Linked DNA regions of Homo sapiens: region 1 is linked to region 2. The links are chromatin loops, found by intact Hi-C in ENCODE. Cell type or tissue: OCI-LY7. All regions are shown on one strand. Each heading gives the region's core, and the rest is flanking DNA. Links, peaks and the distances in the headings are about the cores only. Region 1 has its middle 24 kb from the start of LDLRAP1. Region 2 overlaps SELENON (selenoprotein N).

Region 1 (5,367 bases), core at 61-5,060, 290 kb after region 2:
GAAGCCTCATTCTTTTCTCTTCCATCGATAGGTAATTTGCCTGGAACATGTTGAGCACTTTAAAAATTTGGTCACATTGCAGTGTCTGGGTTACCATGGTGACCTCACTTTGAATTTGCTTCCCAGGGGAGGCTGGTAATAATTAATACAGCACTTAGTGCTGGCTGCCCGCAGAGTGTGGGGGAGGATTCTGGAGTCCCCTGGGATCCGCTTCCCTAGGGGGAGCACTGCTTCCTCCTCTGAGCAGGATCCTGGGGTTCTCCAAGGAGAAAGTGGGTGGGGGGAGAGGACCTGCCCACCCTGCCCACCCCTTCGGCAGGCCCAGCAGCCATGCTGTCAGAGCTGGTCTATATCGGGATGGGGAATTCAGGGCTCAAGGGAGAGTGTGTGACTTGACCAAGGCCACACAAGATCCAGACAGCATCACCATTGGGTGGAAAGCTGATTTCCTAAGCTTTAGGACAGAGCTCCAGTGATTGCCAAGTTTGAGGAAGCCCAGCTCCAAAACTTCTCCCCTTCCAGAATGCCTGGAACACAGTGCAAATGCCCCAAGCTGGGGGTGGAGTGGGGAGGTCAGGGTGGGTGGGAGGCAGTCATGGCCCATTCAATGCGAAGTGGGTTCTCAGATGACCCAGGGTGTTGGGGACCAGGCTCAGAGGAACTTTGGCGGAGGGAACTGGAGAGGTTGGGATGGGGAGAGGAGCCTGAGAGGGAGGTCCTACAGGACAGGCCTTAGACATTTCCGGCAAAGGGTGGAAGAGCAGTGAAGGGGCATTCTGCTTCTCATGATCTTCTCCATTCCTCTCCTCCCCAGCATTTCTTGGTCTCCACCCACGCCAGTTCTTGTAGAAAGAAGAGTAGAAGGACGTGTAACAGAAAGAAGAAGAAATCTCTGTTAGGGCTGAGTGCAGTGGCTCATGCCTATAATCCCAGCATTTTGGGAGGCTGAGGCAGGAGCATCTCTTGAGCCCAGGAGTTGGAGAGCTGCCTGGGCAACATAGTGAGACCCCATCTCTAAAACAAAAAACAAATTAGCCAGGCATGGTGGTATGTGCCTGTAGTCTCAGCTACTTGGGAGGCTGAGGCAGGAGGATTGCTTGAGCAGAGGAGAAAGAGGCTGGGTGACAGAGTGAAAATGTCTCAAAAAAAAAAAAAAAAAAATCCAGGCTGGGGATGGTAGCTCACGCTGTAATCCCAGCACTTTGGGAGGCCGAGGCAGGTGGAACACCTGAGGTCAGGAGTTCGAGACCAGCCTGGCCAACGTGGTGAAACCCTGTCGCTACTAAAAACACAAAAATTAGCCAGGTGTGGTGGCACATGACTATAGTTCCAGCTACTCGGGGGGCTGAGGCAGGAGAATCGCTTGAACCTGGGTGGTGGAGGTTGCAGTGAGCCAAGATTGTACTCTAGCCTGGGTGACAAGAGTGAAATTCCATCTCAAAAAAAGAAAAGAAAAAGAAATCCAGACTGCATCCCACTTTTTCCAGATGGGGAAAGTGAAGCTCAGAGAGGCCTTAGAGATGTAGAGAGACCACAGCCAATAAGTGGTCAGCTGGAGATTCAAACCCACATCAGTGCATGTAGCATCTGCACTCTTAACCTTTACCCTCGGGCAGGGTTCTCTCCCTGATCCACATTCCCCTTGGGGCCTGAGCCGAGGGCTTGGGGAGTTTAGCTCTGATGTAGAGTTGGAGGGCAGGATGGGCCTGAGGCAGGAGATGGGGAGGAAAACTAGGCTGGCTTCTCTGCTGGAAACTGGAGCAGGTGTGGCTGAATCAAAAATGCTGGAAGCTTGGGAGCTCCAACCATGGAAGTGGGTTTTAGTAGAGGGTTGGGGAGAAGGGGAAAGGGGAAAATGGCTTTGGTATCTTTGCTCACGTCCAAAAACAACTGAGTTTGTGGTGTACCCTTGGTCTCAAAGGAAAACAAACCTGTGACTTTAGTATGCTGCCACCAGGTGGCGGTGTAATGTGGCTACTCATATCACAGATTCACCTCTATTAAAATAAATTGCACTCATTTTTCAAAAGGATAAAAGTCTTTAAAGAATTAGATTTATATATTATTTCACTTGATTCTTAAAAACTAAGGTAACATTTTAGGGGAAAATGCCTGAGATATAGTTTGGTTCATTCTTCCCTGATCCTTAACTTTCATCTACCTACCCTAAGCCTGGGCTTTCTGGTGATCTGTCTGTATGGTCCTAGTCAACAGCCAGTGAAGCCCACCCCAAAAGTTTTCATGCCAACTCGAGAAGCCAGAAAGAGCAAGGGACACAGTCAGCTCTCATCCTTCCCCTCAATTAGCCCAATTCTGGAGATAGCTGCCCACCACCCCTAGGCTGCCTAACTTCTACATAGACTTTACATATATTGTGGCTCTCCTCCCACTGGGTTTTAATTCCGTTTTTTTTTTTTTTTTTGAGACGGAGTCTTGCTCTGTTGCCCAGGCTGGAGTGCAGTGGGTTATCTCGGCTCTCGGCTCATTGCAACCTCCACCTCCGTGTTCAAGTGATTCTCGTGCCTCAGCCTCCCAAGTAGCTAAGACTACTGGCGCACACCACCATGCCCGGCTAATTTTTGTATTTTTAGTAGAGACGGGGTTTCACCATCTTGGCCAGGCTGGTCTCGAACTCCTGATCTCAAGAGATCTGCCTGCCTCAGCCTCCCAAAGTGCTGGGAATACAGGCATGAGCCACTGTGCCAGGCCTGGGTTTTAACATGACTGTCCGCCACACCAGAAGGTTAGTCCCTCCAAGCAGAGACCATGACTCATTCATCTGCTACTGTTCTAGGTCTTAACCACAATGGCCGGCACATGGGCGATGATCAGCAGTTGGTTGAATGAATAAATGAATTGCTATTTCACAGCTGAGGAAACTAAAGTTCCTGGAGAGAAATAATACCAATAATAATAATAATAATAATAATTGGCATTTGCTATGTACCTACTATGTCCCAGACATATATTAACTCTAGTTTCCACAACAATTCTAGGATACCATTATTATGCACATTATGCAGATGAGGGGACTGAGGCTGAGAGACATTTGAGATGGGGGAGGGAGCAACTGAAGGGGACCCAAGTCCAGTTCAGTAGCTCATTTGGGAGAGGAAGTTGAGGGCAGGCATCACTCATCCTGCTGTTCATTTATTCAGGACAAGTTTACTGCAGTTAGATGTCCCTGCTAGGCCTGTGGTGGGTGAGCACACAGAAGGGATGAGTGCTCATCACTCTGGCTGAGGCAGGAGGCAGCCTGAGTCCAAACCTCAGTGCCTTGGGCCAGGCCTGGTAGCTCACGCCTAGCAGTGCTTTGGGAGGCCGAGGCAAGGGGATCACTTGAGCTCAGGAGTTATGAGACCAGCCTGGATAACATAGCGAAACTCTGGCTCTCCAAAAATAAAAAAGTTAAAAATTAGCCAGTCGTGGTGGTCCATGCCTGTAGTCCTAACTACTCAGGAAGCTGAGATGAGTGGATGGCTTGAGCCCTGGAGTTGAAGACTACAGTGAGCTATGATCATGCCACCACCCTCCAGCCTGAAAGGTGACAGAGCGAGACTCTGACCCTAAAAAAATAAAAAACGGGCCAGGCGCGGTGGCTCACGACTGTAATCCCAGCACTTTGGGAGGCCGAGGCAGGTGGATCACGAGGTCAGGAGTTCAAGACCAGCCTGGCCAAGATGGTGAAACCCCGTCTCTACTAAAAATACAAAAATTAGCTGGGTGTGCTGGCAGGTGCCTGTAATCCCAGCTACTCGGGAGGCTAAGGCAGGAGAATTGCTTGAACCCAGGCAGCAGAGGTTGCAGTGAGCCGAGATCGCGCCACTGCACTCCAGCCTGGGAGACAGACTGAGACTCTGTCTTAAAAAAATAAAAATAAACAAAATAAAAATAAAAAAACACTGTAATCCCAGCACTTTGGGAGGCTGAGGCAGGTGAATCGTGTGAGGTCAGGAGTTTGAGACCAGCCTGGCTGACATGGTGAAACCACGTCTCTACTAAAAATACAAAAATTAGCCAGGCGTGGTGGTGGGAGCCTGTAATCCCAGCTACTCAGGAGGCTGAGGCAGGAGAATCACTTGAACCCTGGAGGCGGAGGTTGCAGTGAGCCGAGATGGCGCCATTGCATTCCAGCCTGGGCGACAGAGGAAGACTCCGTCTCAATAAATACATATAAATACATAAATTAAAAACAAAAAACCTCAGCACCTCGTGTACAACCTGAGAGGCTGCGCCCCCAGCAGCTTTCAGCAGCTCTCTCTGCAAGGTCTCAAAAACTGCTGCCACCATCTTAAACTTAATATCCTCGCGCCACGTGGTCCAGGTATGTTTGTTTGTTGGGAGAACAGGGAAACCGCTCTGGCAGAAGGCCAGGGAACGTCTCTTTGCATCCCATTGGTAGCGCCTCATTAGGTCAAGCGCTACTCCTGAACCAATCAGGGGCCTGAAGCATGGCCTCGTGGGTTGGCTCCGCCCCCACACGCGGGGAGTGTTGATTGCAGCCTCAGGCAGGTTGGTGAAATGAGAGGTGATGGGATGGAAAAGAGGAGGCGGCCACATTGTGTACTCGCTCCCTTTGCACAAAGCTGCGACCTTCCCCACCTTCCTCAAGGGAGCTGCTGGGTGGAGACAAGCCAAGAGCTCCGAGTGCAGGAGGCCCCCTTCCACCCAGCACCCTGTAGCTGTGAGAGCTTGGCCCAGGCCCAGCCTCCTCACCTGCACGGAGCTAAGGTGAGGGTCCCACTGAGGCAGGGCACGAGAAGGCACCTCGCGCACAGTAGCCCCCTTTCCAACCCGCGTGATATTCTGATTGGCCTACATCTCTCTCCCACTGCCAATCCGTGCACACAGCCCCTCTCCCTAGGCCTCTCCCAGCTGCGACGTGGCAAGAGGAGTCCCAGAGATGTGGGAGACTGGCCGACTGACGGCAGCCAAAGGCTGACCTGCTGCGCACTTCCCTGGATCGGTGGCAGGGGGCGTGTCTCTGAGTGGGTGGGGACAGGCCTCCCCCAGGTGTCAGCAGCATCTCCTGTTTTTCGTGTCCAGCACCTGCTTACCATTGCGGTAAGAGTGTCCCAGTTTTTTCTTGGGTATAGGGTGCCCAAGTCCAGTCCCAGCCATAGTCTGTGTCATGTTCCACAGTGACTGGTTCAGGGGTGGCCAGAGCCAGGCAGAGTCAGTCTGAGTGGCTCTTAGGACTTTTGCTTGTTTACCATTGGAGGGAACCTGGCTGTAGAACTAGAGGCTGCCAGTACCTTCTTGCCACCAGGTAGAGAGTGACAATGAAGCCAACACTCAAAGGAGACATAGCTGAGGCAAGACCGGGGAGAAAACAGGTCTGATGGTGACACCTGAGCCCCTTTGTCC
Region 2 (5,301 bases), core at 1-5,000:
CCGCGGCCCCCACCACTGTTCCGGACGCTCCTGTTCCTGCCACCTGCCCGCTCACCTGCAGTTCCTCCAGCTCCTTCACCAGGGACCAGGTGCTGATGAAGCTCTCGTTGAGCAGGGTGAGGATGGGCGAACTTTCCAGGACAGTCTCCCGGAGAGTCCGCCCTGAACCTGTTCAGGAAGACAGAAGGGTGAGGCGCCCCCACATCTTGCTGGGGTGCAATCTTGCTTTGGGGAGACCTCACGGGCTGCAGGACAGTCTCTGCACCCAAGTGAAATAACAGATTCAAAGAGCCTGAGGTAGAGTAGGTGCTGAATAAATGATAGTTGGAATTAACATCAATAATATACCAGCATCCTGGGCTGAGATTAGGGTTAGGGGTTCTACCTGGCCCTGGGGACTTGCAGACAGTGACAGCTTCTTAAATCCAATGAACGCTCTGTGTCCCAGGGCCTTCACACAGGCTGTTCCTCTACCTGGAACACTCCATCCGGTCACTTGAGAAACTCCTACTCATCCTTCAAAGTCTCAGCGTAAATATCACTGTCTTCACAAAGCCTTCCCTGACCCCCAGTTATACACTCTGGTGCCACTCTGGACTGTCCCCTGTAGAACACTCACCGTGCTTGTACTGACTCATTTGGTGTCTGCCTTTGCACTGTGTCTCCCCCTTTGAGGGCAGGGACCCCTTCTGCCTTCCTCACTGTGGGACGCAAGCACCCAGCCCACTGCTGCACTGACGGTTGACGGGGTGAGGGTGGGGCACTGTTTTGTTCATCTTTGTGCCCACTGCCAGACACCCAAAGGACGTTGCATCTAGGGGGCCTCTGGTGAATTTCCTGAATCAATTAACACAAGCCCAGCCTCTGGCCCGATTTTTTCTCTTACACGTATATAACACTTTACAGTGTATGCGGCACTTTCACCTCCATGTCCACAGCTATGAGAGGTAAGTGTGTTATCCCCTCTTACTATTGAGAAAACTGAGGCTCACAGAGGGGAAGACACTTGGTCAAGGTTACCAAGCTGACAATGGCTGAGTTTGAACCCAGTCTGCCAGGGCCCTTTCTTCAGCATCTGGTAGCTCCCTCTGGGCTCAGCACAGAAACCCCCAAGCCCTCACCCCACGCCCCTACCATGGGCAGTCCCTGAGGCCCTCACAACTCAACAGAAGAGTCCCATTGGTCTCAGAGCCTCTGGTACCCCACAAGGTGTGGACTTTCCCACTGCTCCCCTTAGATCCAGCCGGGCCCCTCACCTCAGCAGGACTGGTCATCCAGGGCCCCCCACAGCAGGATTGAGTGCACCAGCTTGTTCTCAGCCTTGGCTCGGTCGAAGGCCTCAGTGAACGGCAAGTAGGAGACCTGGGGCCACACCGAGACAGAGCGAAGCCATCATCAAAGCGGCCAGGGTCCCACTCGGGCTGAGTCTGTAGTGTGTGCAAGTGTGTGTGTGTGTGTGTGTGTGTGTGTGTGTGTGTGTGTGTTTGTGTGTAGGCATATATATTTGTGTGTATGTCTGTGTATATGTACATTTGTATGTGTATATATGTTTGTGTATGTTTGTATATGTGTGTATGTGTGTGTGTATATATATGTTAGTGTGTGTGTTTGTATGTGTGTGAAGTGGGTGCTACTAAGCCAGGGGATGGATGTCTCCTCCAAGTTCTATTTATTATTATTATTTTCATTTATTTTTTATTTTGAGATGGAGTCTCACTCTGTTGCCCAGGCTGGAGTGCAGTGGCGCAATCATAGCTCATTGCAGCCTTGAACTCCTGGGCTCAAACAGTCCTCCTGCCTCAGCCTCCCCAAAGCTTTGGTACTACAGGTGCGTGCTACCACCACCCCCAGGTAATTAAAAAAATTCTTTTGTAGATATGGGGTCTCGCTATGTTGCCCAGATTGCTCTTGAACTCCTGGCCACAAGTGATTCTCTGCCTCAGCCTCCCAAAGTTTTGGATTATAGGCATGAGCCATTGCACCTGGCCTCTTCCTCCAAGTTCTGAATGGCAGCGGGGAGGCCCCGCTGGCACAGCTGGGCCCAACAGTGAGACAGCCTCAGTAGCAAGCCCTGCACACATACCAGCGTCTGTGCCCAGCTGCTGCTCCACAGCTCCCAGCCTCTGCCCATGCAGCCTGACCCTGGCCTTCACCCCTGCCCAGCCTCACCTTCTTGAAGGGGTACATGGCCACCTCCAGGCGCCGGGCAGCCTCCTCCCAGCTCAGCTCCTGCTGCCACTTGATCTCCTCAAACACAAACTGCAGGGGCTCCCCTGAAGGCAGGTGGCTGTCGATCATGCTGCCATCCTCATCCAGGATCACGGAGGGCACAGAGGGGCCCGTGGCCTCCAGCTCCATCTGGGCCAGAGGTCAGTGGTAGGGGGAAGGCTCAGAGATGGGCAAGAATCCTCAGGGGCTCCCCTAGAGACCCTCCAAAATGCTCCACTCATTGCAGAGGGAGGGCGGGGCCCTGCAGCCGAGCCCACCTGGATGGGAGCCTCCTGTGCGCTCACCTGGGGTATGTAGCCGATGTCCACCTCCATGTTGCTGCTTTCACTGGCCCCGTAAAGCCACTCCATGTCCACATTCAGAGACCTGGGATGGCCAGGGCAGAGTGACACCATCATCAAAGCCCATTATCTGTGTCACACTTTATCTCACATAATACCTGCAACTGTCTCCACTTTCCAGATGAGGACACTGAGGTTTCTCAAGGTGAACACCTGCTCTCAGAGCCACTGGGATTCTGGCTGCAGAGCCCTGGCCCTCTTCCCCACCAGGCTGCCCCTTCCTAAGGCACTGGAGCCACTTCACCATCCGCCAGCCCTGCCCCTCGCAATTCACAAAGGGCCTGCACAGCCATGGCCCGTGTACTCTCCAGGACCCTTTGAAGCAGAGAGATGGCCAGTGCCTCAAGGCGGGTCACAGGGTGGGGCAGGAATGAAAACGAGCACCGTGGTCCCTGCACAGGCCTCTGGCGGGCAGCAGGAAATCTGAGCCGAGCAGTGCAATCTGCAGATCCGCCGCACGAGGGAGCCCCAGCACTGGCAAACCACCACCTCCGCAGCAGGGGGCACAGAGGGCAGAGCTAGGTAACCCCCGGGGGTCAGCAGTCCCTGGTGCCTGGTCCTCAGACATGAGCCCAGGAACAGCTGGTCCTGGAGCTGGCCACTGCCTCTCTCCTCCTGTCCCATACAGTCCAGGCCCCCTCCTCAACAACCCTGCGATGGAGGCAGGTGTGCCCAGCCCTAGGTGAGCAGATGGAGGGCTTGTGCCCTCCTCTTCCTTTTCCCTTTGACCGGGAAGCCCCTGCCCTTCCCACTCTGGGGAGGGAGGGAAGCCACCCCCACTCCTAGGGGCAATTTTCTCTTCCCATGTTATCCCGACCATCCTCTCACGCCTGCCCTGTGGGTGAAGTAGGCCAGGAGTCAGTCTCCCATCCGGCAGATGAGGAAACAGGCCTACAGAGGGCCAGGGCCTTGCCCACAGCCACACAGCCAATGGGTTCCACAGCAGAGACTTAACTGCAGACCTCCTGGCTCCCAGCCAGGTCTCATCCCTGTAGAGCGGTCACTCAGGCCCACTCGGTGGCCACTTGCTATCAGTTAGGAATCTGGACAAACTTGAAGCCAGGGCCTCCGGGGTCCTCTACTCTGCTGACAGGTGGCCAGCCCTGAGGAGGTGAGGCAAGCAGGTGGCTGGTGTAGCACCGTCCCGGAAGCCCCTCTGGGGCTCTGCAGCAGTGGAGGGCCTGCCCTTGGCCTTTGGATGTGCTGTTCCTCTGCCCAGCAAAACCCTCAGAGCCCTGATCTCTGCTGAGATGACCTTTTTCTTCTGGGAAGCCTTCCTGGACCCCACAGCTGGGTCCCTGCCTAGCTGCTGGCCTTCCTCTTGGTGGCGTGCACAGGCTGCGGTTACAGCTCTGCCTGGGGCCTGTCAGCAGTATGAGGGCGGGGAGGCCCAGCTTCAGGAAGGGTCTGCGGACTGCTGCACTGGGTCCCAGGCACAGAGGTGGAGGGCCAGGCCACGGGTGCCTGGGAAGAGCTGGTGGGTGATCAGCTCATTCTCTTGCCTGCCTCATGCCGCCTCCTGCCACGTCAGCCCCATGAGATGGGCTCTGGGGAGCAAAGGAAGGGGCAGAGACAGAAGAGGCCCCTAGGCTCCTGGAGCTGGGGAGCAGGACAAGCTGTAGGAGGGAGCCAAGGCTGGGCCAGGGTCAAGCTCCCACCTGTGGTTGGGCACGAAGAGCCGGAAGTCGCGGACGTGGGTGGCGTCTTTGGAGAGGATGATGTGGCCGGTGAACTGAGCAGGGGAGAACCAAAAGGGGAAGTCGGGCGGCTCACTGAGCTGGAACTCGGCATGGATCCTGTGGGGAAGGGGATCTGCTGCACCAGAGCTGCCCACCTTCTCCCCAGGAGCCCGGGAAGCCTTGGCCAGAATCATCAGGGAGAGGAGGCTGAGTGTGGGGGTGGAGGTGGATGGGCCAGTGGGCAGCAGCGAGGCTCTCCAAATGCTGCTCATCCTTCGAGGCCCGGGTCACATGCCCCTCCTCTGGAAGCCCTGCCTGGACCCCCTCCCCCAGCCTTCACAGCTTCTGGAGGGCATGTGTGACTGGGTGTCCTTCCCACTTCTGTGTGGATGGCACAACCATGGCTACCAGCCCCGTGCCAAGCAAGTTCCACAACTTTTCTTTCTGAACCCTCACGTGCCTTACGAGGAAGTCATCAGCACCCGGATCCACAGGTGAGAAAACTGAGGCTCAGAGAGCCAAAGCTGCTTGCCCAAGACGGCAGTGGGAGGAGAGGTGGAGCTGGGGGGCTCAAGCTGGGCCCTCCCCTCTGGGCGCTGTACCGTCATGCCTCCCCGGTGCTCCAGGCCAGCCAGTGTGGCCCACTCACCGGAACATCACAGTGTAGTAGAAGTCGCTGATGGCAGTCAGGCAGGCCACAGCTCCCTGAGGGGCAAAGCGGGTCTTCACAAAGGGCCGAGGGTGGAACATGCTCAGGAGCCGGTGGATGATGACCTGGGGGCGGCGGGAGGCACGTACTGGCTTGCTGGGTCCCGCTGGGCCTGGATCCGCTGGGGTGGGGGTCAGCCCAGACCCGACGGCCCAGGGGCCCCATGGGGAGGGGGCAGGTCCAGAGGAAGGCAGGAGAGCAGGTGGAGCAGGCCTGGCACTGGGGTCCAGGCGCAGACAGAGGGGTGGCCACTCCTGGGCTCGGGCGGAGGGGCCCCACGTCGCACCCCAGCTGTCCTCACCTCCTTGCCCTTGGGCGGCGGTGGATAGAAGCGGTTGTTGGA

Evidence for each region. Peaks named below come from ENCODE experiments on the same cell type or tissue, not always from the same donor. Only the 100,000 strongest peaks of a DNase experiment are listed, where the experiment ranks them.
Region 1: a loop joins it to region 2, with 4 times the contacts of the local background. A loop is called at or near these places in 19 of 110 quality-filtered maps.

What each region holds. Positions count from the first base shown.
Region 1 is chr1:25,517,235-25,522,601 of GRCh38, reverse strand. No RefSeq gene overlaps it. Among named protein-coding and RNA genes, the nearest start is that of LDLRAP1, 24 kb to the left of the region's middle. RefSeq lists enhancers at 3,339-3,933, 4,102-4,749. In OCI-LY7, for the core only: CTCF peaks have their summits at 1,762, 1,964 (motif pointing right) and 4,984; a DNase peak (open chromatin) is centred at 1,941.
Region 2 is chr1:25,808,748-25,814,048 of GRCh38, reverse strand. It overlaps SELENON (selenoprotein N), which reads right to left. Exons shown (of 12, transcript NM_206926.2): 4 at 5,260-5,301; 5 at 4,899-5,023; 6 at 4,229-4,366; 7 at 2,514-2,595; 8 at 2,170-2,358; 9 at 1,257-1,362; 10 at 56-168. Among named protein-coding and RNA genes, the nearest start is that of MTFR1L, 8.6 kb to the left of the region's middle. RefSeq lists an enhancer at 2,548-3,422. In OCI-LY7, for the core only: CTCF peaks have their summits at 2,805, 3,019 (motif pointing right) and 3,977; DNase peaks (open chromatin) are centred at 3,038, 3,908 and 4,278; H3K4me3 peaks cover 935 bases; H3K27ac peaks cover 1,079 bases.